Regions from separate parts of the Homo sapiens genome. Here all the other regions are linked to region 2. Evidence: chromatin loops called from intact Hi-C (ENCODE). Cell type or tissue: heart right ventricle. All regions are shown on one strand. Links, peaks and the distances in the headings refer to the core of each region. The heading gives the core; the rest is flanking DNA.

Region 1 (5,330 bases), core at 1,300-5,299, 280 kb before region 2:
CATTTCTAGTAAAGCTATTAAACTATCTTTCATCACTTTCTTTTCCCTCTCTTTTAATGGCTTCTAAAATTCTAAAGCAAAGGCCCCTACCAGGAAATATTTTTCTGACTTTTAATTCTTACAATGCACTTAAAAATATCAAAGCTTAAGAAATTTTCCAGATAAAAAATTATAAGAACTTAAGATTATATAAAACTGACCCACACAAGCAAAAAGTTTAGCTATTACTAAACATTTATATTATTACATTATAAGCTTCATTATTAGCTTTAACAACAACAAAAAAACTTACCAACTAGTAGCAAAAATATTAATAGCTCCAAGGAAAATCACCCACACACATACACTTTCCAGTGAGAACATCCTCCACACACCCCCCAACACACACACTTTCTAGTGAGAACATCCAATTAGCCCTAATTCTCCAACCTGTAAAGAAGTCAAGGAAGCCACATCCAGTACAGGTAAGAGCCTAGATCTTTGAAGCCAGAAAAGTCCTGAATTCATACTTGGCTTCTACCATGTACTAGCCATGTGACCTTAGAAAAAGTACATTATACCTCCCTAAGCCTCAATTTTCTCATCTTATCACTGATAATACCTACTCTAAACACTGAAACTACTTACAACAAAGGACCTGCTCCACAAGATTAGTTTCTTTCAAATAAACTAGGACTTCATGAGGCAGTCCTGTACAGATTTACAAGGGGGCTAAAACAAGCTTCGCCCTTCTTTCTCCATGAACTCACAAGAGTCACGTTCTTCAGTGACTTCAGGGAACGATAAACTAACTTAGCAGTTAACCTTCCCAAAGATCTCATCCACTATTTTACATTGAGAAAGTAGTATTTAAATAAAGTACCTTGAAGGACAAAGATCTCTGAGTTGTTTGGAAATTATTCCAGCCTGAAAACATTCTTCTACAAACCGCTCCAGCACAGAGTATGAATGTGGGACATCCAGATTAATGTCCGGAATTTCATTGTAAATTCTCTCATAACCCTACAACAATGAAATTACATGCAGAATTGTTAGCCCATATAAAATAAATGTCATAAAACACAATCCATCACTATGTCATCAATTTGTATTTAAGGCCAAATATTCAAATGGTTAAACTGAAGTCAGATTTGAATCGTGAGAAGCACAGAAAGTAGATTTGTTACAGTGTTTTACAACTGTTCTCTTTTATTAGAGTCAGGAAATAACAGACATTGGCAAGGTTGAGGAGAAAAGGGAAGGTTTATACGCTGTTGGTGGGAATGCAAATTAGTTCAGCCCCTGTAGAAAGTGGTTCGGAGATTTCTCAAAGAACTCAACATAGAATTACCGTTCAACCCGACAATCCCATTACTGGGTGTATACCCAAAGGAAAATAAATCATTCTACCAAAATGACACCTGCATTTGTATATTTATCGGGTACTATTCACAACAGCAAAGACATGGCATCAATCCAAGTGCCCATCAATGGTGGATTAGACAAAGAAAATGTGGTACATATACGCCCATGGAATGCTACATAGCCATAAAAAAGAACAAAATCATGTCCTTTGCAGCAACGTGGATGCAGCTGGAGGCCATTATCCTAAGAAAATTATCACAAACATAAAACCAAATAATGCATGGTCTCACTTGTAAGTGAGAGCTAAACATTGGGTACACACAGACATGAAGATGGGAACAATAAACATTGGGAATTTCAAAAGTGGGGAGGTAGGAAAGAGGACAAGAGTTGAAAAATTACCTATCAGGTACTATATTTACTACCTGAGGGACAGGATCATTAATTAGAAGCCCAAACCTCAGCATCACACAAAACACCCATCTAACAAACCTGTACATATACCCCTCTGATATCTAAAATTAAAAATATAAATAAAAAAATAAGTAAAACTGGTTACATAGCTAAAAAATTTTTTTTAAATACTGTTCTCTTAAAAGAGCTGTAAGCAGACATCAGACATTGGGCAAACTCCTTTCCCATCTACTTCTCTATTTACACTTACTACCTTTTTAAAAAAATACAAGGCAAACAAAAACCTCACAAACATTTAAAACAATAATCATAAAATTTTTAATAGGAAAAAAGTACTTTATAATTTGTTAAAAGTTAAAGGTTCATGTTTCTCTCTAGATATAAAATAGAAATTGTCACATCTTAGAAACCGAACCCTTGAGGTAGAATACATAATTACATTTGTTAAAGTAGGTAAAAAAAAAAAAAAAAACACTGCAGTGTTACTTTCCAAAAAATGGTTGCAAAAGGTTCAAACCTCAAACATTACCATTAAGAAAAAACAAAACATATAGGCATATTAACACTAAACATACCTAAAGAAAATTTCACTGACAATTCATAATCTGTATTCAATCATATATTTAAGACATAATCCTACAAGTTGTTCAAAAACAATGTTATACTTACTCTTTTCATTTGGTCTACAGTAATGGTAGAAGACTTCCAAAGGGACTTTAATAAATCCAAAATCATCTTAAATGTACTTTCTCCAGTTGACTCTAAAACCATTATAATAGCCTAAAAATTGAATCAATGAGTGAATTTTTGGTTAATTCATATATGAAACTGCTCCTAAAATGCACCTAGATGCCTTCTGTAATCGTAGAAATTTAATAACCACTTCCTCCTTTGATATTAAAAAAAGGATGTACATTATTTAAAAAGCATAAGTCGCTACAGTACAAAAAGGAACACTTAATAATTATCTTTGACATGGCAAGGTAATCTTACTTCATATACAAGCTCATGGTGAAAATGAGGTACTTCCAGTTCCTTAAGGCAATGTTCAGCTTCAGATATGTCTCCAGAGAGTAAATATTCTTTCAGCAGCATATCAATCTATTAGATTTAAAAGTTGAGATGTGTCAGAATTCCTAACTTTTAAAATATCGTGCTTGCCTACAGGATTATTTGCCCTCATTCCAATATAATGAAATAGTGGGTAACAAACAGCTAATAACATATACATTGGATGTGGTACTATTACAACAGAATTTTTCATAATTAAAAAATAAATCCCCAATTTTTAAATGGTTCATAATTATGATTCAAATGCAATGCTTCAGTGTGTCTGAATCACTGAGAACTACGAATAGGTTTATAATGCATGCGTCCTGGGTTGTGACCATAATGCTCTAGTGTGCCACTAAAAATAAGGGATTTTAAATACCACTAGAGGGCACTAACAAAGTTTCAACATAAAGTGGCACAAAATATTTCACTTCTATCAAGACGCTCTTAATAGTGCACTGAGAGCCAAAAAATGAGAGATGATAATGGGGCATTACTAGAGAGGGCAAAGATTTCCACATAGTTTCTCTTTTCTCTACAACTGAGAATTTGAAACTCATTATCTAAAATGTTCAATAATTCAGTTTCCAGCTGTAGCTAAAGAGACAAGTCTTGATTTTCCCGCTCAAACTTGAACATCTCAAAAAAGTGGGAGAACTTTTTCAGCACAAGAGTTTCAACTAGGAATATTTTTCCCTATATGTTATTTGTTAAAATCCCCTTTGTATTTGGTGGGCACATATCTAGTTGCCTGAATGTTGAATGTTGGCTGACTGAATTTAAAAAATCATATTTAAGTATCCTTCCAACTTCTATAAGATATTTTCATAAAAGGTAAAGTAAAATTTAATTGCTGTCATGCTTTAGGATATAATATTTACATGTAAGTAAATATGTATTTAAATATTTACATGTAAGTAAATATTTAAAGCATAGCATTTGAGTATTTTTACAATTACAAACTAATGCATAGTCATGCATCGTTTAACAGGGATACATTCTGAAAAGTGTGTTAGATGACTCTGTCATGGTGCAAACATCATAGAGTATACTCACAAAAACCTAGATGGTATAGCCTACTACACACCAGTGCTATATGGTATAGCCTATTGCTCCTAGGCTACAAATCTGTACAGCAGGTCACTATATTGAATAATATAGGCAATTGGAACACAATGGTATTTGTGTATCTAAACATAGAAAAGGTACAATAAAAAACAGTGTAAATGATTTTTAAAATGATACACCTGTATAGAGCACTCAATATGAATAGAGCTTTCAGGATGGAAGTTACTCTGGGTGATTCAATGAGTGAGTGGTTAGTGAATGTAAAGGCCTAAGACATTACCCATACACTGGCTATGCACTTTATAAACACTGTATACTTAGGCTACATTAAATTTATGAAAAAATAAAGTAACTGTGCTACAACATTACAACTGCCTCCATATCACTCAACGATAGGAATTTTTCAGCTCCGTTATAACCTTATGGGACCACCACCATCCCACACAGTCCATCACTGACCAAAACATCATAATGTGGCACGTGACTGTACTTGTTATTCAAATTATATTACTTACTTTTAACATTTGTTACATAACTTTAGAAGTATTAAAAATATCCCCCATCAAATTCCATGCACTTCTGAGAATGATAAATTACAAATACATTTATACATTTCTAAAAGTCTTCTTTGATCCAACCCTTCCATGTAAGCAAATATCCAAATAATGTCAACCTCAAACTCATATACTGGCAGTTTTATTTCCATTTTTATCTTGTCAATTTTCTTTATTGAGAGAGAATTCACACACCATAAAACAGCTTGTCCAGTTTCCAAAAATATTAATTTTGGAGAGTATTACCATCTTAACAATATTAAGTATCCTCATCCATAACCATGGGATATCATTCTATTTATTTAGGTCTTCCTTAATTTCTTTCAACCTGTTTTGCAGTTTTCAGTGTACAAGACTTGCATTTGTCTTGTTAAATTTATTCCTAAGTATTTTATTTTTGATGCTATCACAAATGCAATAATTGCATTTCAGATCATTCATTTCTACTGTATAGAGAATTGAATTTTGTGTACTGATCTTTTATCTTGCAACCTTTCTGAACTCATTTTTTAGTTAATAGTTTGGTTTCAGTTTTGGGGAGTTAAAAAATGTGGATTCATTCAAATTTTCTGTATACAGATCATGTTATCTGGGAATACAACTAGTTTTATCTCCTCCTTTCCAATCTGGATGCCTTTTATCTTTCCTGCCTAATTGCCCTGGCATCTTGACTATTTTTATACCTCAATTTTTCTAATAATTGTTTAATTTTTAAAAAACAGATACTGCAATCACGACATTACAAACACTGACTCATCTATTTTAACATATATAAAAGCAAAAACAGTCAAGGCTCTAACTACAATTTGAACTCCTTAACACTTAAGCTAGATACACATACACAAACACACACACACACCTCATTAAAAGACTTACTAAAAATCAAAATTGTAGTTA
Region 2 (6,270 bases), core at 1,152-5,151:
TCTCTTCTGCTAGCCTGTGAAGAGGTGTTTTCCACCGTGATTGTGAGTTTCTTGAGGCCTCCCCAGTCATGTGGAACTGTGAGTCAATTAAACCTCTTTTCTTTATAAATTTCCCAGTCTCAGGTATTCCCTTCATGGCAGTGTGAGAATAGACTAATACACCTCCCTACGTCAAATGTCCCAAGTGTCTCCTTAAAAACCCTCTTATGGCTGGGTGCAGTGGCTCATGCCTGTAATCCCAGAATTTTGGGAGGCCGAGGGGGGCAGATTATTTGAGGCCAGGAGTTCGAGACCAGCTTGACCTACATAGTGAAACCCCGTCTCTACTAAAATACAAAAATTAGCCGGGCATGGTGGCAGGAGGCTGTAATCCCAGCTACTTGGGAGGCTGAGGCAGGAGAATTGCTTGAACCCAGGAGGTAGAGGTTACAGTGAGCTGAGATCATGCCACTGCACTCCAACCTGGGCTACAGAGCAAGACTCTTTCTCAAACAAAAAACCCTCTTATACCTACAAACTACAAAGTGAAACACATTTAATTGGATGTGAGAACCAAAAGAGAAATGAAATGCTTGGGGGCAGAACCACAATCCTGCTCTTCAGAGTGGGCAGATGAAGCAGGGCTGGGCCAGGCTCCTGCGAGAAAGCAGAGTGCTAAGCGGCAGGGTCAGGAACAGGCACAGGGCAGTGGTAGTGTAGTGCTCGGCGTGCAACCTTTCCCAGTCCTCCCACTACCAATCCTCCACTAGTCTTTTCCTTTTCAAAACTGGGAGTAGAGACTAGGGTTGGGCCAGGTGAGAGGAGTTGAAAGTTAACTGCTAGAGAATAGCAGAATCAAAGGCACTCAGCTGGCAACTACTCTGCCAAGATGCACGTGGGGCATACAGCGCAAGAGAAGGGGCTCCTCCTCAGGTGCCATCTGAAAGAGCCTCCATCACCCAGGATCTTGTTCAAACAAAGCCTCCTGCTTTTGTGGCATGGCGTCCCAAGGCTGTGAGGATGGAGACAGCAGGAAACAATACAGCCCAGATTTGTAGACAGCTCTGAAACCATCTGGTTCAAAGGTGCTTTTTGCCCTTCCTTGTGGCTGGTCTGTCTACAAGTGTTGGCACTGGTTTCATTTTGAATTTTAAAATGGCAACTAGAGAGGTTGGTGGACTAAGATAAGCCAGGACTCTACTCTCAGTTCCACTGCTTTCCAACAGAAATTGTTAGACAAGTTACTTTGCCCTCATGAAACTTAGTTCCTCTTCTGCAAACTGGGGTTACCACCACCCACTTCAAAGTCACTGCCCTTAAGAGAGACGATAAAAGCGCACATCTGGTAGCTAGTAGGTAATTATTATGCACAAGGTGCATACATTGATATACAAAAAGAAACTATCTCTGAAAGACTGTAATCCTTCTGCCCCAAGGGATCAAGAAATTACTTGAAATCAATGAACCCCTCTTTTTCATCTACTTAGCCAAGGGCAGAAGTTAGATGAACAGACCCCCTGCCTAGAAGCATGTGCATAAGAAAAAGAAAAACTAAAAGGCAAGGATCACTGAGAAGACCTGTTTGGCACCAGCTTCAGTGGTTTCTCTTTTTTGAGGTTTCTCAGAATCTCACAAATGAGATGAGCTCTGTCCATCACAAGGCCATGCTCCACGGTCATGCCAGCATTCCCATCAGTGTCAAGGCAGATGTTGCATCTCAGAGGATGAGATTTAGCCTGCTGTGTGACCCCTGTGCTGAGGTACAGGGGCAGGGCTGTGTGTGGGCTCCCACATGCCTGCTCACCATGGGGATGAACCCTTTATTCTTAAGCAGTAGGGAAATGGGACTTCTGGAACAATCCTAAAGCACATAATAATCTCACATAACAGCCACATAATCGCAAGGCTACAGGGATTCTAATAAGATTTCTAACAAGAAAAGAAGCAAGTATTCCCTTCACTCTGTGAAAGAACATAAGAGACGCTGATTCGGAGTGTCTTGTTGGGGAGATGACTTAAAAATGATAAACTGAAAAGCAACATAGGTGAAGCTGTTTCAATTAAGGGATGCAAGGTTAGAGACAGAGCAAATGAGGAAAATTATAATAGAACAAACTCTTCTGGGTTTATATGAAGATTGAGAAAGTATAGAGGAAAAAACTGCTCTGAGGAGAAACAAGTAGGGCTACTGCAAGAAAGGACTGTGATGGCTGATATTGTCAAATTGATTGAATTGAGGAATGCAAAGAATTGTTGCTGGGTGTGTTTGTGAGGGTGTTGCCAAAGGAGATTAACATTTGAGTTAGTGGATTAGGAGAGGCAGACCCACCTTCAATCTGGGTGGGCACCATCTAATCAGCTGCCAGTGCAGCTAGAATAAAACAGGCAGATGGAAAGAGCAGACTTCCTGAGACTTCCAGTCTTCATCTTTCTCCCGTGCTGGATGCCTCCTGTCCTCTAACATTGGACTCCAAGCTCTTCAGCTTTTGAACTCTTGGACTTATACCAGTGGTTTGCCGGGGGCTCTCAGGTCTTCAGCCACAGACTGAAGGCTGCACTGTTGGCTTCCCTACTTTTGAGGTTTTGAGACTCTGACTGGTTTCCTTGCTCCTCAGCTTGCAGACAGTCTATTGCGGGACTTCACCTTGTGATCATGTGAGTCAATACTCCTTAATAAACTACCCTTCATATATACATCTATCCTATTCCGTCCCTCTAGAGAACCCTAATACAGACTGCAAATTTTGTTAACAAGATCCCATTAAACAGCTGCTGCATACCTTTCTAAGCAGCAATCCAACCTGTTGCAAGCACTAGGTACCTTGGCTAAAAGCATCCAATTACTGAGCTGCAGTTAACACGTAGCTCAAACTCTTGCAACAGAGAAATCTCAAGAATGTCACACCTTGACCATCTCATTGCTCCTGGAACTCTACTCTAAGAAACTAGAGTTTGAAAAACTAGACTGAAAAAATGGAGGGGTTGGCATGTGTCAAGGGCCCCCTCTAGTGGCTCTGGGAAAAAAGTGAAGTAATTACTGGGAGACAAAGCAGCAGCCCAATGATGAAGAAAGCCTCAGCCTTATCTACCTTTGCAGCCATCATTTCTAATTCTGAAGTGGTACGATAGATTCCTGTGTTTGAAGACCTCTCCTAGCAAAGGCCTCTGCCTCAGAAGTGTCAGGGACCTTTAGTACATTATACCTTAACTGCCTCTGTTAACTTAGTCCCAAATGATTTGCCTTAAACCCGTGTCCTTCAATTTTCTATGGTGGTGGGTTTTTTCCACCCATATGTAGTTCCATGTTTCCAGCCTTTACCGCCATCATTGTTAATTACTGAATAATTTTAGGTGTATATTTATAAAGCCAAAGCAGGACTTGTGATCACTGTACACTTTAATGTTTGATAATCAACTTTCCAGGCACTGATCTGAACACACAAGTATCCATGAGATAACATTCAAACCTTAATGTCTCTTTCCAATAATAGAGTTATACCAACCAATGTGAGGACTTGAGAGAGGAAATAAATCCATGTGCTTCTTGCAAACCTAATCGCTAGGCTGCCTCATGTCCCTGAGCAATTACTGGCTGCCACAAGGGCTCTTACACCCAGGAGACTCTGTGTCTAGGAAGGGGAGAGTGAGTGCCACATGGTGGCAGATTTATGGAGCAACGCTGGCATCTTTCATGCAGAAGACTGGCAGCCAGGAGTAATCCAGTCCCCCTAAGACACTGAGATAAGTGATCAGAGTGTACCTAAATAAGTGCAGTCTAAAGAAAATAGGAGGAGTGGGGAGGCAAAAGGCAAAGAAAACCAGAGATGGTGAATTGTGCCCTTAAAATCTGTTTCTCTGTGTCATGTGGAGGATCAATCAACACTGTACTATCTCTCTCCCATTTTCATAGTTAACTTGGGAGAAAAAAAGAGCTAATGTATTAGAGTCTGTCCTGCTTGCGAAGGAAAGCCAGGACTTGGTTCTGGCTCTGTGGGTTATTAAGCTGTGTGTGCTCATTTATTCATTTGGGTCACTTACCTAATCTGGGCTTCAGATTTCCTCGTCTATAAAATTAAGGTATTAAACTAAAAAATTTTGTATCTCTGGATCTAAATATATCCTTCAAAGTCCTAACTTAGAAAAAGTGGAGATATGAAAGCCACTTTATTTTTTTGAGATAGAGTCTCGCTCAGTCGCCCAGGCTGGAGTGCAGTGGCACAATCTCAGCTCACTGCAAGCTCTGCCTCCCGGGTTCACGCCATTCTCCTGCCTCAGCCTCCCGAGTACCTGGGACTACAGGCGCCCGCCACCAGGCCCGGCTAATTTTTTGTATTTTTAGTAGAGACAGGGTTTCCCCGTGTTAGCCAGGATGCTCTGGATCTCCTAACCTCGTGATCCACCCACCTTGGCCTCCCGAAGTGTTGGGATTACAGGCGTGAGCCAACACGCCTGGCCGAAAGCCATTTTTAAGACACGTTTTGTGAAATCTGAGCTCTTGCCAAAATAATATTCCTTCTAGAAATGTTAACCACTTTATCAAGAATTACTTAATGTGACCAAAATAAAAGCTGTAACACTTCTAGGCAATAGGCAATTGAAACAGATTCTGTTCTTACTTTTCCCGGATGAAAAGAAGAATTGTTTCTTCCAAAAGATAAAACTAAGGAAACAAGGATATCACTGTTCAATCTTCACACAAAAGGAGAGGATAATTTCCACCTAATTACATATAATTTTAAAACAAAAAAGGGCCAGCTGCAGTGACTCACACCTGTAATTCTAACACTTTGGGAAGCCAAGGATCACTTGAGGCCAGGAGTTCGAGACCAGCCTGGGCAAAGTGAGACCCCACCCCCATCTACTTAAAAAATCAGAAATCAGCCGGTGTGTTAGCACACACCTGTAATTCTAGCTACCTACTTGGGAAGGTGCCCTGAGAGGAACCCTTGAGCCCAGGAGTTGGAGATTGCAGTGAGCTATGATTGAACCACTGCACTCCAGCCCGAACGACAGAGTAAGGCCCTATCTTCTCTTTAAAAAAAAAGAGAAAAAAAAAAAAAGAAAAAAATACCAAGTAGGGAAGGAAAGATCCTCCTAACTTTTAACAGCAGGCTAACACTTTGCTGTTACCATTTAAACTGCATTAATGTGCAACTGGTTCCATTTGCACTTCCCTCCATTTAAGATAGCTGACTAAGCATAAATACACAAACCTGGATTATCAGTGTTCCAGGATAAGGAGATACGCCTAAGTAAAAAGATACAGAATGAATATTATTTCGTAAATATAACACTTTTTTTTTTTGAGACAGGGTCTTGCTCTGTTGCCAGGCTGGAGTGCAGTGGCATGATCATGGCGCATTGTAGCCTCAACCTCCCAGGCTCGTGACCCCTTCCACCTCAGCCTCCCAAGTAGCTGGGACTACAGGTGTAGCCACCAAACCCAGCTAGTTTTTAAATTTTTTGTAGAAATCGGGTCTCACTACATTGCACAGGCTGGTCTCAAACTCCTGGCTCAAATGATCATCCTGCTCCAGCTTCTAAAAATGTTGGTATTACAGGTATGAACCACTATACCTAGCAGAATTTTTAAGAAAATGATTTCTTAAATCTTTAAGACAGAACATAATCTCTGCACCTCTGTGGCAAGCACCCAACAACTGGAAGCTGTATCCTGTGTAAGACCATTTGCTGGGTGATAGTGAAATCTGAATACTGTTCACTTTACTTAAACACTGGTATTCTCCCTTTGTGGGAAGCTGAATCAAAGTACTAGTCCTTTTATTAAGAGAGTTTTGGTTTTTTTTTTGTTTTTTTTTTTTTTTGACGGAGTCTCGCTGTGTCTCCCAGGCTGGAGTGCAGTGGTGCGATCTCAGCTCACTGCAACCTCCACCGCCCAGATTCAAATGATTCTCCTGCCTCAGCCTCCCAAGCAGCTGGGACTATAGGCCCGCATCACCTCACCCGGCTAATTTTTAGTAGAAACAGGGTTTCACCATGTTGGCCAGGCTGGTCTTGAACTCTTGACCTTAAGTGATCCGCCTGCCTCAGCTTCCCAAAGTGCTGTGATTACAGGCACCGAGCCACCGCGCCTGGCCTAGATAGTTGTTAAAAGAGAAACACCTTTTAAGAATTAACTAAATATTTCCAAAGACCCGTTTGCTATTGCTTTTTTTTTTTTTTTTGAGATGGAGTCTCGCTCTGTCGCCCAGGCTGGAGGGCAGTGGCACGATCTAGGCTCACTGCAAGCTCTGCCTCCCGGGCTACCGCCATTCTCCTGCCTCAGCCTCC
Region 3 (6,270 bases), core at 1,453-5,452, 990 kb before region 2:
GGGACACAGCCAAACCATATCAATGTATGAGATATACAGATATATATTAATATTATATATATATATATGTGTATGTATGTATGTATATGTATATATATGCAAATATACATATATAGTGTAATGTATTTTATTTTTTAGTCATATGCTCAACATCGTTTGAAGTGGACTTCTCCTCTTTTTTACTGTCACTCCACTCATTTAACAAATTGTTAGCAAGTGCTTTCTATTCTCTCAGCTCTGTGATGGGCTCAGGTAGATTTAATAATAGGTCACAATTTGTCCCAGTTCCCACAGAGTTTTCAGTCCACTGACAGGCAACAAGGAAATAAGGGCATTGCACAACACATTCTTTAATTACAGTTGTGGAAGTGCTAGGAAAAAAAGTAGGTGGCAATAACAGCAAATATCATGGGGGTTATGCACATACAAACACACCCACACACTTAGGTTTTCCTTATTATTCAGTGTCTGCAGGTCTTTTAGGGAAAAGGGAATCTCTTTGACCTAGACACTGGACAATGTTAGATTTGGCAGTTGATCAAGAATATCGTTAACTGCATGGGGTTGTCCTGAGTTCTGAAATATCCTTTGATGTTTACGGAGTAATTTTAAATGGTGATTTTTTCCCCCACATTTGATTTAAAACAAATAGTAGGCCAAGTGTGGTGGCTTACGCCTGTAATCCCAGCACTTTGGGAGGCTGAGGCAGGCGGATCATGAGGTCAGGAGTTCGAGACCAGCCTGGCTAACATGGTGAATCCCTATCTCTATTAAAAATACAAAAATTAGCCAGGTGTGGTGGCGCATACCTGTAATCCCAACTACTTGGGAGGCTGAGGCAGGAGAATTGCTTGAACCAGGGAGCTGGAGGTTGCAGTGAGCCAAGATCACGCCACTGCATTCTAGCCTGGGTGACAGAGCAAGACGCAGTCTTGGAAAAAAAAAAAAAGAAAAGAAATAGTAGCCAATAATACCACTTTTTGGTTTTAATAAGATTCTGTAAGACAAAGAAAATATCTTTGAGGAAAGTTTATACCTATACTAGCAGCATATATGCTGTTTCCTCAGCCTAGAAGAGGGCATTTGTCATCTGCTGTGGAATCAACCTCTTTACACTGTATTGTCAGAATAATGATTCAGAAAGGCAGACTGAATGTGTGTATTGTGTATTATATTATACATTCAGGGGGCACTATGGATGGGTGTGTTGCTTTTATTCTTTCTGGTTGGCACACTTTTTAGGCTTTCATGATTCATGATGGGGTCTCCTGAAACTGACCCCTCTTTCCTGGGTGTAGGGGGAAGGATTTTTGTTTGGGTAGGCTAACTTAGTACTGTTTGAACCTTTGAAACTATATAAAGATAGGAAAAATGTAATCTATCATGCCAAATACTTCCTTTTATGAACATTTTTACTCTGCTGAAGCCTCTGTGTATCCCATACAGATATGTCCCTTGCTGAGCACTGCAGTTCCAGCAGGGGCAGCTGAGAGAGGGCATGCCGGCACCTGTGTTTGTGGCCTTGTCCCAGAGCAGTGGCTCTTTCTTGTCAGCTGGCTGGCTTCCAGGCGCAATAAGAGAGCATGCTGATTTCCAAGTATAATGCTTTGCTGGGGCTGGAATCAAAGCTGTCAATAGTAAAGAGCTTTCTTTTTAGTCTTCTTATATATTCAGCGGGAATTCAGCAGTGAAAACATGACCAACAATAGGCAGAGGGCCTGTAACAGTCTTTAAAACTCATGCAGATGGTTTTCAAACCTTAATTGTCTAAAAATGGCATGCATTGTTGACTGAAATACTAGCTTGGGCTGCAAACTAGGTGTAATAACTTTCTTACCTATCTGCTGAATCTATTGTTTCCTCGCTCATCAGGAATTTAAAGAGTTTACATCTGAAAGACTTGGTTTGGGGAATTAGAGGGTTCCCTGATTTTGCTGAGAAATGTATTAATAATGTCTACTAGTTATGTATGAGTTATAACAATGAGGTAGTCCCATGAGATATAAAATGCAAAAAGTTTTAAAAATATGAAACCAGTGATATTTTATTGGTTGGGAATCTCTTGGTTGAAAGTGATAGCAAGCCATTTAATGTGGCCTAAAGCAAAAGATACATTTATTGAAAAGTTCAGGAATTGTAAAGTTCATCAGGAATGCTGGATCCAGGAGTCCAGATTACATAGTCAGGGGTTAGTCCATCTCCTCTCTATCTTCACTTTTTCTTTGTTCTCTGTTGTCTCATTGGTGGACATGTGATGACCCCCCAGCAGCCCAGGCTTGTACATCCTTATGGTAATCAAATGCTATAAATCGCCCTGAGTCACCTTAGGGTTCATTACAGTTGGGTTCATTACACTCACCCTACAGTAATCAAATGCTGTAAGCTTTCTCAGCTGCCCTAGAGTTCACTCTGATTCGATTAACCTAGGTAACATCATCAATCTTTGAACCAGCCACTGTGATCAAGCAGATGGAATATACTCATTCTCCAAGCATGGATCATATGACTACCCTTTAAAATGAAATGGGTATGAGGTTAGCTGATCAGCACAACCCAAACCACATGGACAGAAAATTCGGAATGGATTATTCCCCAAAGGAAAACCAGGTTGCCAGATAGAAAAATGGGCATTGGACAAAAATAGTCAATGTCCATTACTAATATCACAGAACATCCAAGGACCCTTGCAGAGCATCTGTCCCCATTCTTACTCTTGCCAACTCGTCTTGATCCACTATGCCTTCTTCTGGGGACTTGAATACACTGAGCTTCATCCCACCTAAAGTTCTCTTTCGTTGCATCAGGCAACTCTGTATTTCCTAACATGCCCTTCACTTTCATGCCTCTAAGCTCTTACTCTTGCTCTTCCCTTCACTTGTCCATCTTAGGTGTGGTTCTCTCCATCTTTCAAGAACCCACTCAGTTATTGTGTCTCTTCTCCCAACCTAAACAGACTTCGTTGCTCCCTCCTCTGTTTCTCATAGCTCAACTAGAATAGCTGTCCAGTTGTGCGCCAGTTAGGTGTTTATGTATTAGTTTTCCCAGCTAGTCTGCAAGCTCTTTGAGAGTCTGAGCTGTGTCTTTTGTGTCTTTATGTAAATGATTGGAAAAGTCATATCAAAATAATGCTCTAAGAAGTTTTCTTATAGAAGTAACAATTTTTAAAATTACCTTAATAAGCACTACTGGAGTAAGTGGGCTAAGTGCTTTATATATATATATATATATATATATATATATATATATATATATATATATATATATATATATATATATAGCTTCGCTTATGTCTTACAAAAATCCTATAAGGTAGGTACTATGTACTATTCTTCTGTTCTACAGATGAGAAAAACCGAGGCTCAAAGAAGTTATGCAACTTGCCTATGGTTACGCAGCTAATAAGTGCCCAAGCTGAAATCTGAATCCAGATTTGCTTGATTTTAAAGTCTGAGGTATTAGCCATTGTGCAAACCGTCTCTTAGCCAGTAACTGTGTTTGCAAATGGGTAGTTATTCAGATACCAATGGATGCACTGAAGACTTCTCTACTCTTCCCCACCCCATCCTATCCCCACCAGAAATAAATTCTGCTTTCTCAATATGAAATTTTCTAGACCATTAGCTTAAATCTACTGTGCCAGTTTTTTAAGAACCTTTATTCCTGACTTTGCAATTGACTGATTCCAAGTATGCTGATCCACTAAGGAGCACCCTGTCCCAAATGAAATGGAATAGTTCTTTCTATAATAAAAGTTCACACTAAAGTTGACAAGATATTCAAAATGCCTGCCCTTCATAGAGGCTATATTTGTTATGTAAGCAAGGCAGTCTGACTTGTAACCAGTAGGTGGCACTAGACTTTCCCCTCCCGGCTATGGCTGTAACTGGTTATGGAGTTGTTCTGTTACTAAGCGGCGGCTGAAAGGGACCCATGGAATGCAGTTGCATGGCTTCCTATCAGTGAAATCATTCTGGATAGAGCAGGGTTCTTCCCCCAGCTTGCACTCAGCCTTGTCCTAGGCGTAGAGCAGGGTCATATGGATTAAATACCGGTTCTTAGGTGCACAAAGAAAAATGCAACCAGTCCAAGCGTGGCAATCTCCTTAGGCCACCCTTCCAGCTGCTGGCTCTTTGGCACTGTGATTTGTCTAAAGCTGATGGTGGGGGAGGTGAACATACAGGTACATTGCAAATCATTAGGAGGAAAAGTACTTCATACTCAGAATCTGGACTGGAGTGGTAGGCTGTGCCAGGAAATGCTTTTCTCTGCACAGTTAGGGCAACTAAATGCCTTGATTAGGGACAATGTCTAGCCACTCAATCAACATTTCCTAAATCTCTTCTAGTAATTCAAATCATTCTGGAAGCTCAAAAGGATATGAAGATGGAAAAAGCATAGTTCCTGTATTCCAGGAGCTTACCATCTACTAATAATGAATCTAATATCCATTGATTCAGCCAGTACTGATTGGGCACCTATTGAGAAATGGGGAATAGAGTGTTAGATCACACTGCCTGGATAGAGCTTACAGCCTAGTGGAGAATATAGACATTAAGCAAGTAATAACACATTACTAGTATAATAAATACCATGGTAATAAAGTAACAAGACATCCTTGCTATGAGGACATATAGCAAGGAGGTCTGGAGGCGTGTGAGTCATACAAGGCCTTCTAGAAGAGATGATTATAAGGGGATATCCAAAGAGGAGCTGGAATTAAGTGGGCAGAATGGAGAAGGGAGAGGAGAAGAATGAGAATCATGTCAGGTAGAGGGAAGAGCATGTGATAACCCAGAGGCAGGGTGGAATGAGGTACTTTTAAAGAACTAAAAAAAAGTCTGTGAGGCTAGAGCTGGGTGAGCAATAAGAAAAGTTGTAGAAGATGGGGCTAAAAGGATTGATAGTCAGGACCAGATGATGCAGAGCCTTGTATACCATGTTGAGGAATTTAAAATGTATGCAAGAGCAATGAGGAAGCCCTGATAGATTTGAAAAAGATTGGTGTTATGACATCATATGTTCATTTATTTATCTAATAATATTTATTGCATGCCTACTCTGTGCCAGTGTATCAGGTGCTAGAAACTTTAATAGAGATGTAAATTATAATTTAAAATTTTAAAAAGTAATTGATTCAGAAAGATGGGAGGCAGGAAAGTTTTCTTAGAATGAAAAATGTATTCATGCAACAAAAAGTTTTGGGCACCCTGGCATATCTCAGGATCTGTTCTAGGCCCTGGAGATTCAATGGTGAATTATACCCAGTCCTCATCACAAGGAATATTTATTGTGTGCATTGAAATTCATGGCAGGAGGTATAGCATGTAGGAGATGAAAGGGAAAAATCAGTCAACTGAAAGATCTGCTCTGGCAGACACTGAGAGTGTGGCACGGTGGAAGCTAATAGTAACCAGGATCCAGCACATTAGTGTTTACACTTTCATGTTCATGATCCCAGTTTTCAAAAACCGACTGTGTCCCACTAAAAGGAACTAGGAATCCATGGAAGAATGACTAATTCCAGATCTGAGACAGGAAATGCATAAGATGAGCATTGGCCATCTTTTTATGCAGATAGCAAAGATGTAGTCAAAGATGAATGGAATTACATCAAAAGGACATCGAAACAGTTTGAAGGGTCACTCATTGACCAAAGATGGGACAATTTGAACATCAGAACAAATTAACTGAGGAACACCTCTGTGAATTTACAAAAATATACATGTTTATAATAATAGTTTTTTTAAAAAGATAGCCCTTAACCCCCCAAATTAAAAAAGACTCATTGGTCACATTGGAAGTAACCTCACTCTGAAAATTAAAGGGAAATAATTAAACATTTATTTTTTCTTTCTTGGATAAGCAGTATTTCAATATGACCAAGTAGCCCTAGTTGACGAAGAAAACTACTTCTTTATAGAGGAATTCCACCTAATAAATGTAAAGGGTTGAAGAAGTGACAGAATTAGAACATTATCATTTTGCAACTTATAATAAGAATCAATAATTTAGGCAAAGATTTTCAATGAATGAAGACATTTTTAAAAATGAATGGAGAATTTTTCCATGAAAGGTCAGGCTTTTACCATTTGAACCCACTGATTAATTTAAGTAATACTTATTCTAGTGAATAAACCAGAAATATTTACCACTTGAAGGAAGATAAAATACATGGCATCCCGTATGATGTAATTTTGGGAAGAAAGGTCAAACATGACTATAATGGAACCCTCAGAGAAAAAGTGTTGTTATTAACAAACATGAAGTTTA
Region 4 (6,270 bases), core at 905-4,904, 71 kb before region 2:
TCAACATATTCATTTTGTTTTTTAAAACAGGTCAAATAGCTTTTGAAAGTTGAATTGGAAGTCTTGATTGGCTCTCCAATTGAGGCAAAATCATTTAGACTGACATTTTAATTTAATCTAGAAATGAGCAAGTAAAAGTTACAAAACTCAATTCGCTTTAACTCTTCACTGAAGCAAGGTTTTAAACTCTTAAATAACCTTCCCCAACAAATAACAGAACAAAAAGGAAGCTCTTAAGGAATAAGAGGATAGGGAGAGATAATAACTGGAACCACTCTCAAAATGCAAACCTGACCTAGCATTTACGAGAAAACATTACCAATCTCCTCTTGCACACAAAATTAATGAAAACCAATTACCAGCTCCAATCGCTCTAATGCGGACACTCTTACTGCAACTCAACCAGCACCAGCTGTGTTGTAGATTGAAATTGTAAATCTGACCAGTGCTTTGAGCCAAAAAATAAAACTGCCTTCTGCCATTAACAAGTTCATGAAATTCAGACCTATTAGGTCTTAGGGCACCGGCTGCCCACAAAGTTGTAATTAGAATAAAGCTGACTATGAAATCAAGAAGGTGGTCAAGAATTCGATGAGAACAAAAAAAGCCCAACACTTAGCAACCACTTTTGGATTTTTTGCTCTCATCTAATTCTTGATCACAAGAATTAGACACAATCAAAAATTGTGATCAATGACACAATCAAAAATTGTGATCATCATAACCCAAAAAGTAAAAGAAATATCTGACTCCATACTGACATAAATACTTGATAAATAAACAAGCGAGGAAGAAGGAACAACAGCTCTTCCTTACAGAAGAATTCCAAATAATAAATGGAGAAGGAATGACTGAAATGGAAAATCACTGTTAGAATATGACAATGATAACTATTATAGGCAAGCTCCACAGATGAATGCCAAAATTAGCAGGTGAAAGTTTGAAAAGAAACAGGATATTTGCATAATCCTACAGTAGCTCCCCTGAAATATTCTTAATTACAAAGAAAAAATAGCAGCTTTTAACTTTACAGTTAACACCACCTTAAGCAAGCAATTAAGTGATGCTCTGAGAAGGGCACATCCCCTCTTTGGGAATCTTCTTCCAACACACATAACCTCAATCTAATCATCAGGACACATCAGGCAAACTCAAATCCAGGAATCTTTCACAACAGGAGTTGGCAGATTACAGCCCAAGGACCAAATGTGAACCTTTGCCCGTTTCCATAAATGAAGTCATACCGAGACCCAGCCATGTTCATTTATTTACATATTGTCTGAGGCTGATCTGTGCCACAACAGTAAAGGTGGGTAGTTGCAACAGAGAACATGTGGCCTGCAAAGCGAAAACTCTTTACTATCTGGCCCTAGATAGAAAAAGTTGGCTCCATCTGTGTTCTACAAAATAAGTGACCAATACTCTTCAAAAATGTCAAGGTCATGAAAAACAAGAAAAGACTGAGGTACTGTCATATTCTGGAGGATGCTAATGGAGACATGACAACGAATGCCAGGTGGGATCCTGGATTGCATCCTGAAATAGAAAAACACATTAGTGAAGGCCAGATGTGATGGCTCACGCCTGTAATCCCAGCACTTTGGGAGGCCGAGGCGGGTGGATCACCTGAGGTCAGGAGTTCGAGATCAGCCTTGCCAGCATGGTGAAACCCCATCCCTACTAAAAATACAAAAAAATTAGCCGGGCATGGTGATGGGCAACTGTAATCCCAGCTACTCAGGAGGCTGAGGCAGGAGAATCATCTGAACCCGGGAGGCAGAGGTTGCAGTGAGCCAAGATCATGCCATTGCACTGCAACCTGAGCAACAAGAGCGAAACTTTGTCTCAACAACAACAACAAAAAAAAAAGCAGAAAAGAAAAGGAAAAGAAAAAGGAAACATTAATGAAAAGACTGTTGAAATCTGAAAAATGTCTGTAGTGTGGTTATTAATAGTGTGCCAATATTCTTTTCTTGGTTGTGATAAATGTATCATGGCTTATCCAAGATGTTAACGCTAGGTGCAGCTGGGTAAAAAGCATACAGGAACTCTCTGCACTATTTTTGCAAATTTTCTGTAGGTCTAAAATCATTTTAAAATAAAAAGTTAAACAGTAATTGTGATGAACTCCTCACCCGACCTCAGGCTAACGGGGAGCAGCAGCAGCTGCCATTTCTAGGCCAGCCTCAACCTTCCAATGGTGTCTTTACAGGGCTTAAAAGCAACTGCAAAAATAATTCCAAGGTCACTGACACTTCAAGCCAGTGACCTGAAGGCAGAAAAGATTAGCAGAGAGCATGCCTCAACCAATACTGCCTTTACAAATACCTTACAGTTTAGGGTTTCATGTACTTAAATATAAAGTACTAAACAAGAGGATGAAATTAGACATCTAAATCTCTCTTGTGCCATTTCTCAAAGCTTAAACTAACCCTTAAAGATAGGTGGATGTGAAGATTTTCTTGGAAGTGTTGGCAGGAGGAGGTTTGGTGCAGACCCTATTGCGAGGAGACGTGGTCTAACAGCAGGGGGAGACAGTGTGTCCCTGGGATTCCGGGCCAGTTCTGTCACCAGCTTCTCGCACAGCCCTGACAAGGGAGTGAAATGCCTTCTGCAGAGGTCTCTCCCTTGTTTGCTCAAAGGCTGTCCCTGCATGGTCAGTGAGGAATGTGCGAGAAGAAGGTGCCCCTGTTTCTCTTCTATCAAGCAAGTGCCCCCTAGACAGAAACCATCCAGGCAGACTTAAGATTTTTCACGAATGTAACAAGTCATGTCTGTAATTACGCAAAAATACAGAGAGAGAATAAGAGACAGACTGAAGAAGAAAGAAGTGGAAAAGAAAGAGAAGTAAATGGAAATGAGTGGGGAGAGGGGAGCACACGAGAGAAACAGGAAGGAAATATGGAGGTGCAGCTGTCCCCAGCAAGAAGCAGCTGAGCAAACGGACCCTCGAGAAGCACCTGTCTTCCTCCAACCTTACTGATCAAACCTGGTATAGGTGCATCAAAGCTGGGGTGAAGGAGAAGGTCCTGCCAAGCCCCACTATGAAAGGTGGGTCACAGCCTCCCCCAGGCGTGCACCCTCCCCGCCCCCAGGTGACACGCATTGCGTGACAGCGCACCACAGCCCACGCTAGTTAGCCGTATGTGTCAGTCCCCGAGCTAGCCAAACACCCTTGGCAAATCCTGGCTCGCCACTGAACACACAACCCAGCAGCCCGAGGCCATCCATCATGCCAGCCCAGGAGAACAGATGAGACTTGGAGAAGGAGGCTCCTACCACCTTTTTAGCTGACCGAGCTCCTCCTCCCCCAGCTTTGAGAGAACCGAACCCCTGAGATGGGGGAAACCAGGCAGTGGCCAGTGCCATCAGGAGAAGAAAGAGGAGGCAATTTTATGAATGGACCATTCAGACAGGGAAAACAGCCCTGTGGGCCTTCCCTGGCCAGTGCCACCCCTCCCCACTCTGAAAATTCTTTCGACTCCATCTGCTCCGAAGGAGGCAACACATCCAAGGAGCAAACCCACCACCCACTCCAAACTTGAACTTCCGCCCCCACCAAGAACATTCCAGTGGTTTTGCCAAACAAACTAATTGCTCTCCCCCAGGACAGCCTGCATGACAACAGGTGCCCGGCTCCCGGCTCTAATGCCACCACTCACAGTTTCTGGGTTTCATTGTTTTTAATTAGCCTAAATAATTGTTCTTAAAGTCATTTAGAAACAGTGCTGTCCTACTGTGCCCTTATCTCAAAATATGAGAAGAGCAGGTTAAAAGGGGCAGTGTCAGTCCAGGGATGAAACTGAGATTGAGGTGCCCGCCGACCGTCTCTGGCACCAGATGGCATGAGCTGTGAATGACAATCACCAAGTGAATGCCGCTGTGGCCATCTGTGTGCTGGGTCTGTCTGCCTGGCTGGGAAGTGCGTCTGCATGTGCCCCAGTCCATCAGGGCTAGAGGAAGGCGGACCTGCCTCCCAGCCCTCAGCCAAGCCCTCTCTCAGGAAACAGCCACGCTGCAGACAGACAGACTGCCAGCCTGTGGCTTTGCCTGCCCAGCCCTTCAGAGAGGATCCAGGGGCTCGCAAAGCCCTTGCATAAAGTCACACCTGATTTTCAAAACAACCCCATGAGGCAGACACCATAAGCAGGAAACCAAAACATAGGGGCTTACATGATGTGCCCAGCTTAAGAACTGCAATAACAGGAACTATGATAATTATTAACAAGAAGAGGCTGGGCACGGTGGCTCATGCCTCTAATCCCAGTGCTTTAGGAGGGTGAGGCAGGAGGATTGCTTGAGGCCACTAGTTTGAGATCACCTGGGCAACATAGTGAGACCCTGTCTCTACAAAAAATAAAAATTAGCTGGGCATGGTGGCTCGTGCCTATAGTCCCAGCTACTCGTGAGGCTGAGGCAAGAGGATCACTTGAGCCGAGGCGTTCAAGGCCGCAGTGAGCTATGATCACACCACTGCATTCCAACTTGGGCAACAGAGCAAGACTCTATCTCTAAAAAAAATTAAAAATAAAAAAAAGAAGAAAAAGGACAATGAGCATTTATTGGGTACTTACTATGTGCCAGATACTGTGCTAATCACTTTATACAGCCTTCATCCTAGTGCCAACCTTGGGAGGAAGACAGGAGTACTTATAAATAAGAAGCAGAGGCTCCATTTCATATATTCAAGCCTGAGGCTCCAGGAGGCCAAGTTTCCTGCCCAGGTCTCCATGGCTCCTCAGCAGAGTATCCTGGATTTGAACCGAGAACCTGCATATTAAACCACTGCAGAGCCTCTTTATCTCCAAGTGTGGGTTGCAGCAAAGCATGAACCCATCTGTGCTCCAGGCCTGAATGAACATAAACCAAGTCATTCCAAAAGTCTCTGTATTGCTGAGCTTGAACTTTCAGACTCCTGGACCAGTGCTCCCTCTACTGCAGCATATCATGAAAATGTCACATCTTCATTAGATATGAAGTGAATCTACCACCAAACATTCTCCTATTGCCCACTGCTTCTGTAATAAAATTTAGACCTAGAAAAATCTTTCAAGGTCATCAGGCTCAACACCTTTATATTCCAGATGTGGAAACCAAATCTCCAAGTCTCAGAGAAGCCAAGTTCATTGATCAAGGGAGTGGGTGGCAGGATGAAGAGTAGACCCCAGACTCCCCCGGCCTTGCACACTCAAGAGTGCTTTCCAAAACCAAACTGTACCTTCCCAGAAATGAACAATAAGGGAGAAATCACACAATAGGATGCTTTCCATGGGTGTCCTTAACTCAGGAGATCCTTTCTCTGATGATGCTGCAGTGGGCATGATGCTGCTTTAATCAAAGTGAACCAAATTATGAGAAGATCATGGTCTCAACATGCTATGAGCTCAAGTACGTCTTGAAACAGAATTCCATTTAGTGACACCCTCATAGCCACTTAATGGCAAAGTAATGTATTTAAATGCCTTGACACCTAAACATTTTTTTGCATAATTACATTTAATCTTTGCTCTTTGGTTAGGTTTTTATAGGGATTTGTTTTGTGTGGATAAACTTTTGAGTACTCCCATAGCTCTATTTCCCCACATTGTCTATAAGAAAGATAAGGTTGAAAGAAATCCTTTCTTTTCCTTAATATTATTTATCCCAGTTTATGTTTTATAGTTACCTATTTTTTTGGTTTATGTTAGTTTTCCTCACTAGACAGGAAGCTCCATCCATAAGAATTACCTATTCCATTCATCACTCAGCACCTAAGACAGCACCTAGCACATAATAGGTGTTCAGTAAATACTTCTTTCAGTTGAATGAATTAAAAATGAAGTTCCCCGAGGGTTAAGCTGTGAAGGAGCAACATCTAGAGGGTGCAAATCCCCTCTGACTCGAGTAAAACAATTCAGAAAGCCATTTTACCAGCCTGGTTGGTATCATTATTTTTAGAGAGATGTCTACAACATGAAGACAAGTAACATGAGATACATGCCCATCGAACACACCAACTATCTAAGATCTTCCGTTTTATCAGAAATTTGGAAAAATTAAACAATATGTAACACTCCAGTTTTCCCAAAATACCATTTAGCACCAAATAGTTCTGTGCTATGGTTTGAATATTTGTCCCCTTTAAGATGAGGCCTTTGGCTGGGCGCGGTGGCTCACGCCTGTAATCCCAGCACTTTGGGAGGCCAAGGCAGGCAGATCACGAGGTCAGGAGATAGGGACCATCCTGGCTAACACGGTGAAACCCCATCTCTACTAAAAATACAAAAAATT
Region 5 (6,270 bases), core at 1,255-5,254, 270 kb before region 2:
TAAAAACTTTTGACAATAGCAACAATTTCACATTTTCAAAGCTACAAAAGGGAAGAGTCTTATTTATGACTTCTTATAATAAACATTAGTGAAGCATTCAATCATAACCTACATTTTTTAAAAATCTTAGCTAATAAAACAACTACATATAACAAAGACTATATATATGGCAAAAAAAAAAAAATTACCTAAAAACTATGCAGATCATAGGGGAAAAGTACAAGATAACATTAAATTTATAGCATGATGAAGACCATGTTTAAAAAACAAAAGAACTAGGAAAAAATACATCAAAATGCTAGCGGAATATTTCGGTGTCGTAGGAAATGTTGGCCATCCCCTTCCATCTACTAAAATTTCCTAGGAGTATACATTATTTCCACAATTAGGAATATAGTAGTGGGAGGGAATGAACAAAAAGAAGAATCATACAAACCTGTGGTGCTCTAGGAGTATCCAGTGCTAATTCAGGTAGATCTTTCAACAATTTATCAAATGATTTTTCCACATCAGTTGTGCTCATTACTGTCCCACAAAGGTCAGAAAGAAGCTTAGATGTCATCTCTCTATGACTAGCCTTCCCCTCCAATGCTAAGGATACTGCCAACACTGGTACTCCACTTTTCATTTCACCAAGATTTAAATCTCTTAACATTTCCTGTTCAAAAAAATAATTTAAAAACATTTTAAAAGTGTATCACTACCTATAGTTCAATAAAATTTTATTTTTGAAAAATTGAGCTTTTATCTATATATCTCTACGTCTCACTCTTTGGAAATAATCAAAAGACCCAGTCATGTTTTAGAAGATAGGATAAACACACCTTTCCCTGTGCATAAATCAGACATTGATCCACTTTGTCAAGCTTTAACTGCCTTAACATCGCTAAATTCAAAAATGTGAAATACCTTTAAAATACTGTCATGGGTCACGACACAGATACATTCTGAGAAATTCACCATTTAGGTGATTTCATCAGTGTGCAATCATTATAGAGTGTACTTACACAAACCTAAATGGCAGAGCCTACATGTAGGCTACATGGTATAACCTATTGCTCCCGGGCTACAAACCTGTATAGTATGTTACTATACTGAATACTGTAGACAACTGTTAACACAGTGGTTACCTATCTAAACACAGAAAAGATACAGTAAAAAGAGTATTATATGAGACCAAAGGTATATATGCAGTCTGTCATGGAAACGTCATTATGCAGCTCATGGCTAGTTCATTAAACTACATAATATTGCTGAGATTGGTATTAGGAGTTAACTAACCTGCCTTACAATCTATTATTACTATAAATATTGTTTTATGAGAATTTGTGGAAAAATTCATTTTAGATTATCATAAGCTATTTATATTCTACTTTTCTTCAAAGACTTCTCTTGAAATAAAAATTCACTTCACACTTTTGTATCAAGTTTAAAATGAGATCTTAAACAACTGTTTTTAAATGGGATTATTGGTTTAAGATTCTGGGGTAAATTTAAAATTTCCTTTTAGAAATATAATAGCTGCAGCTAATACTTATTGACTAATGTATCAGGCATTATAATAGCCTCTTTAGTTATATTATCTTATTTAATACTCAAATAGCCCTTTGAGTATTAAATTATCACACCTATCATACTCAAAGGAGAGAGGGCACACAGCTGGAGTAGCCAAACTGAAAGTGGAATAAAGGCAGTCTGACTCTAGAAGCTAAGTTCTAATTCAGTTAGAGTGCCCTCCTCTTTAATGAAAGTTTTCTTAGAATCTTTAAATCATGATATACTACTAAGAGAGTGCCAAAACTATTTTCACAGCCACGTAACTGGTGTCCTTGTTAGTAATCTCTTCTCACTGACTGCATTTCATCTTCCTTGACCGCACTTTAACAACTAATCCACTACCCTCAAACACAATACTCCTCTTTCCTGGAAAACTATCTTAACTGGCGAACTCCTCAACATCCTTCAGACAGCAGAGAATCATCTCTACTATTACTCTCTATTTTATGCTTTCCAAACAGTACTCAGTTAACAGATACATAGTATACAATTGATCTTATGCTAGGTAGATTAACAAGATTTCAACAGTCCCTGCCCTCATAGGACTCATGGAAACTTTTCCTCTATAACAGAACGTTTCACGTATTTTAATAATCTGTTTACATATCATTTCTTTCACTTGACTGGGCTTCAAAAGGGCAAGAATCACCTATTACAAATTCCTCCAGATGGTATGCACTGAACAAATATTTGTCTTATATTCAAATCCTACAAATCCAAAGATATCAAACCTCACAGTATCAGACAAATCATAAAAGTCCAGTCTAAATTTTAAGAATCTAAATGATCAAAGTCTTCTAAAGAGTTACAATTGTATTACTTTAATTTGATAATCCTAACTAGACCAATGGTTTTATTTTATCCTAGATTTACTTTATGAACAAATCATGATTATTCTCATGGCTTCTGTATATTCTTTTTCAAATCTTTATTATTTGTGGGGTTTTTTTTGGACAAAGTACAAAAAGATTTTATCCTACTTCTGAACATACGTGAAATAAATGTCAAAAAAATGAAACTATGTCAGGCATTCTTAACTGAGATCCCTGAAGAGGTTTCGGGGGGCGTCTAGAAGTGCCCTCAAACTGCTAAAATTATATTTTATAAATTATAAAAACAGATTTTATAAATTCATATACATTACAAATTATAATTATAAAAATTATAAAAATATTGTGTCATTTTTCAGAGAACAAAATGGCACACAGCTCTCATCACATCCCAAATATATAACTGTTTTAATGTAATGAGATTTTATTCCATTTCTTAGAAATTCACTTATGCAAAAGAAAATGATTAAATTTATTCAGTGACCCAAGATCATTGTAGATGTATTTTGCTTATAAAAGATGTCTTCTCTCCTATATTAAATAAATTATACTTGCAACTTTAAACCTACCGCAACTTCATTAGTATCTCCATGCTCAAAATATTCCTGTATGATTGGTGTTAAAGTCTTCTCAAATGCCCTTTCATCCAAAGGCAAAACTACAGTTTCATAAACACAGTTCTCCTTTGAGGGGAAAAGGGAGTAAGAGTTATAAAAAACAAAATGCAAATAAACAAGTGAAATTGTTGTACAATTTTATATTCTAAGTGGTTAATAATCCCCACTTAGCACAAGACAAAGACATGCTACATACATTGATCGCATATAAAAATAGAATCTAGGCCAGGCAAGGAGACTCATACCTATAATCCCAACACTTTGGGAGGCAAAGGCGGGAGGTTCACTTGAGGCCTGGAGTTCAATACTAGCCTGGGAAACATAGCAAGACCCTGTCTCTACAAAAAAGTTTTAAAAATTAGCCAGACATGGTAGCTTGCCCCTGTAGTCCTAGCTACTCAGGAAGCTGAGGCAGAAGGATCTCTTAAGCCCAAGAGTTCGAGGCTGCAGTGAGCTATAATTCATCACTGCACTCCAGCCTGGACAACAAAGCTAAAAAATAATAATAATAAATCATAATAAAAATAGTAGAATTTATATGTCACTGCTCTTTTACAAAATCAGAATACAATAAGCCAATATATAGATTAGAATCATTAACCACAGCAAATACATAATTTGCTCCCAACCCCCATGTCTTCTGTTAATTTTTTCTCTCAAAATTTTTATGTCTCTCTCAAAACCAATCTTTTAGTAATCAAAAAGTTTCATGATGGCTTCCTATCATAAATGGTGTTTTAATTAAAATTTCACTTTAAAAAAAAATGAAGCAGGAACCAAAGCCTTCACGATTAGCATTATTATAATAAAAAGTATAACACAAAGATCAATGTTGTAGTGACAGAAAAAAAATCTCTAAGGAAAAAAGCACTGTTCAATTGAAATTTCAAAAAGAAAATTAACATCCATCATCAAACCATTCCTCTCTCCCCATGCTAAAAAAGCTCTGAAATGTAGTGCCCCCTTATCTACAAGGGGTATGTTCCAAGCCCCGTCCGAGGATGCCTTAAACCACAGATAGTACCGAACCCAATAAATACTGTTTTCTCAATCCGATAACCTAGACAGCTACCATGTGACGAATGCACGAGTAGTGTATACATTGCGGATACACGCTGGACAACGGAATGGCTCACATCCTGGGCAGGATGAGGTGGATGAAGCTGGACAGCAGGAGATCTCATCACACTACTCAGAATGGCATGCAATTTAAAACTTATGAATTACTTCTGAAAGTTTCCACTCAATATTTTCAAACCACATTGGACCATGGGTAACTGAAACTGCGGAAAGTGAAACCACGGATAAGAGGGGACTGCTATATTTACAACTTGTGACTGGCTTCAGCCTAAAAACATATACTTGAAAGATTAATACATTTTTAGCAAAGATTCTACAGTACTTGAATCCTACTAGTTTCATATTTTTCATGTTCTCTTAGAAATATTTCCATATCTATTAGTTAAAACACTTAAATACATACATACAACACACAATAAAAACAACCTAACACATACTCTTAACGTTTTCCTGTCTAAAATTTCCATCACCGTGTCTCACCTTGTGCAAAGACAAATTTTCAAAAAACATAATCAAAACATTTGGGATTTGCTTCAAAATAATCCAAAACAGGGTGGGGCAAAGGGGCCAATAGAAGACGGAGAGTAAATGGAATTAAACAAGACTGCCTATGAGTTTGTAATTATTTAAGTTTGTAAAGCTAAGAGAGGAGTACAAGCAGATTATACTATTCTACTTTAAATTTTTTCCATTAAAAAAAATAAAAAATTCACTTCACAATCTATTAAAAATTTACATTTTCAGCATTATCCCTAAAAGAAAGATGCGCATGTCCCCAAAACAAAATGTATTATATAGTTACCATTCTAAACAGTAATATTTAAAAGGAATCTAATATCTGTAACTCATAATATTCAAAAGAAGATATTCTCAATTATCATTACTATAGAAACAAACTATATTAACAGAATTTACTGAAAAATGGACAACTTAATAATCCTAAGTGAATTTCTAAAGAGCTATTTTTGACTCACTACAGAAACCAAGTGAAAGTTATGCATGTATTACTGTCAGTTTACTTGGTTTCCTAATCCAAAACATTTATACATATGATTTGACACATGTATGAGTAAACTACAAACATGAAGTCAAAAAAGTTCATAAACATTTTAAATATTATGAAAAAGCAAAGCACTGATACCTGGTCATCATCATAGTTAGGATCTTTCACATCCACCTCCTCCACATCATACACCTGTCCAGGTGTACCCCAGACACCTTTGCCTCCTGCACCACCTGAAAAAGTTTAGCATTGAGAAAGAAAAAACACAAAATTCATCAATTTGTTGAAATCTAAAATAAAATGTTCCGATGTTAAACAACAGCTAAAAAAAAATTGTATTTAACGTGTTAGTTTTTTTCCAGTTTTCTTCCCCTACTGGTTTTTGTTCAGACCACTCTTTCAATATTTCCAAAAACATTAAGTTAAAATAGCTTATGAAGTTAAAAACTAAAAAAGCAGATGCTTTAAAATAAAAGCAAAAACAAATAAAGATAAAAAAATAGCTATATTGAGGACCTCAAAGGAGATGATATTGCAGCTGAGCTCTAAATTTTATTCGACATTTCTTTGAGACTAAGACAAAAAGAAACATTCTGGGCCGGTAAAGCTTAGCATAGAAAACTCAACAAGGGAAAAATTATTTAACAAAAAAGGACAGTAACCACCATCAAATATTTTAAGGTCAAATACAGTACTCTTTAAATATTAAAGTACACATTAAACCATACAACTAGCAATATGTTATAAATATAGAAAAGAATTCTAACTGCTTTTAAGCATTAACAGCCCTGAAAATTCTGTTTTCTAAATACAAAACAACCAAAAGAAGCTTAACAATTCCAATTTTCAAAGTTGCTTTTCTACATCAACTTACTGAAATGTTTTAAGGACTAATGTACTACACTATTTTTTAAAGAACCTTTACAATGTCACCAACATTTCTGTTTTTGGAGGTTTTTATTTTGTACCAAGTATATCCTTGCCATCAGACCAAAACAGAATCTGACAACCAGGTTTCATTTTGATATAAAACATGATTGCAGAGGCATTTAACAAAACTAATTTTTGACAGATCACAAAAACATTTTACAAGAAACCTAGGCTATAAATTGAAGTTCCCACCATTCAGAAGGTGATGAAATCGTCAGAAAACTCTTATTCAACAAATATTTGCCTACAGTGT

The links. A loop is a pair of places that touch in the nucleus more often than their neighbours do. Peaks named below come from ENCODE experiments on the same cell type or tissue, not always from the same donor. Only the 100,000 strongest peaks of a DNase experiment are listed, where the experiment ranks them.
Region 1: it touches region 2 in a loop (5-fold over the local background); 56 of 110 quality-filtered maps call a loop at or near these places.
Region 3: a loop joins it to region 2, with 5 times the contacts of the local background. A loop is called at or near these places in 7 of 110 quality-filtered maps.
Region 4: it touches region 2 in a loop (4-fold over the local background); 62 of 110 quality-filtered maps call a loop at or near these places.
Region 5: it touches region 2 in a loop (4-fold over the local background); 56 of 110 quality-filtered maps call a loop at or near these places.

What each region holds. Positions count from the first base shown.
Region 1 is chr10:110,891,620-110,896,949 of GRCh38, reverse strand. PDCD4 (programmed cell death 4) reads right to left here. Exons shown (of 12, transcript NM_014456.5): 9 at 2,752-2,859; 10 at 2,428-2,538; 11 at 863-1,002. Among named protein-coding and RNA genes, the nearest start is that of MIR4680, 3.8 kb to the left of the region's middle. In heart right ventricle, for the core only: a CTCF peak has its summit at 3,191 (motif pointing right); no DNase peak of the experiment used is centred there.
Region 2 is chr10:110,607,187-110,613,456 of GRCh38, reverse strand. No RefSeq gene overlaps it. Among named protein-coding and RNA genes, the nearest start is that of RBM20, 34 kb to the left of the region's middle. RefSeq lists enhancers at 939-1,088, 1,263-2,200. In heart right ventricle, for the core only: CTCF peaks have their summits at 2,770, 2,984 (motif pointing left) and 3,645; no DNase peak of the experiment used is centred there; H3K27ac peaks cover 962 bases.
Region 3 is chr10:111,596,240-111,602,509 of GRCh38, reverse strand. No RefSeq gene overlaps it. Among named protein-coding and RNA genes, the nearest start is that of HEAT2, 490 kb to the right of the region's middle. In heart right ventricle, for the core only: a CTCF peak has its summit at 3,842 (motif pointing right); a DNase peak (open chromatin) is centred at 3,919.
Region 4 is chr10:110,677,484-110,683,753 of GRCh38, reverse strand. All of the region lies in intron 1 of RBM20 (RNA binding motif protein 20), which reads right to left. Among named protein-coding and RNA genes, the nearest start is that of RBM20, 36 kb to the right of the region's middle. In heart right ventricle, for the core only: CTCF peaks have their summits at 2,315 and 2,515 (motif pointing right); DNase peaks (open chromatin) are centred at 2,563 and 3,953; H3K27ac peaks cover 4,000 bases.
Region 5 is chr10:110,882,053-110,888,322 of GRCh38, reverse strand. It overlaps PDCD4 (programmed cell death 4), which reads right to left. Exons shown (of 12, transcript NM_014456.5): 4 at 5,226-5,320; 5 at 2,957-3,070; 6 at 437-658. Among named protein-coding and RNA genes, the nearest start is that of MIR4680, 13 kb to the left of the region's middle. In heart right ventricle, for the core only: no CTCF peak of the experiment used is centred there; no DNase peak of the experiment used is centred there.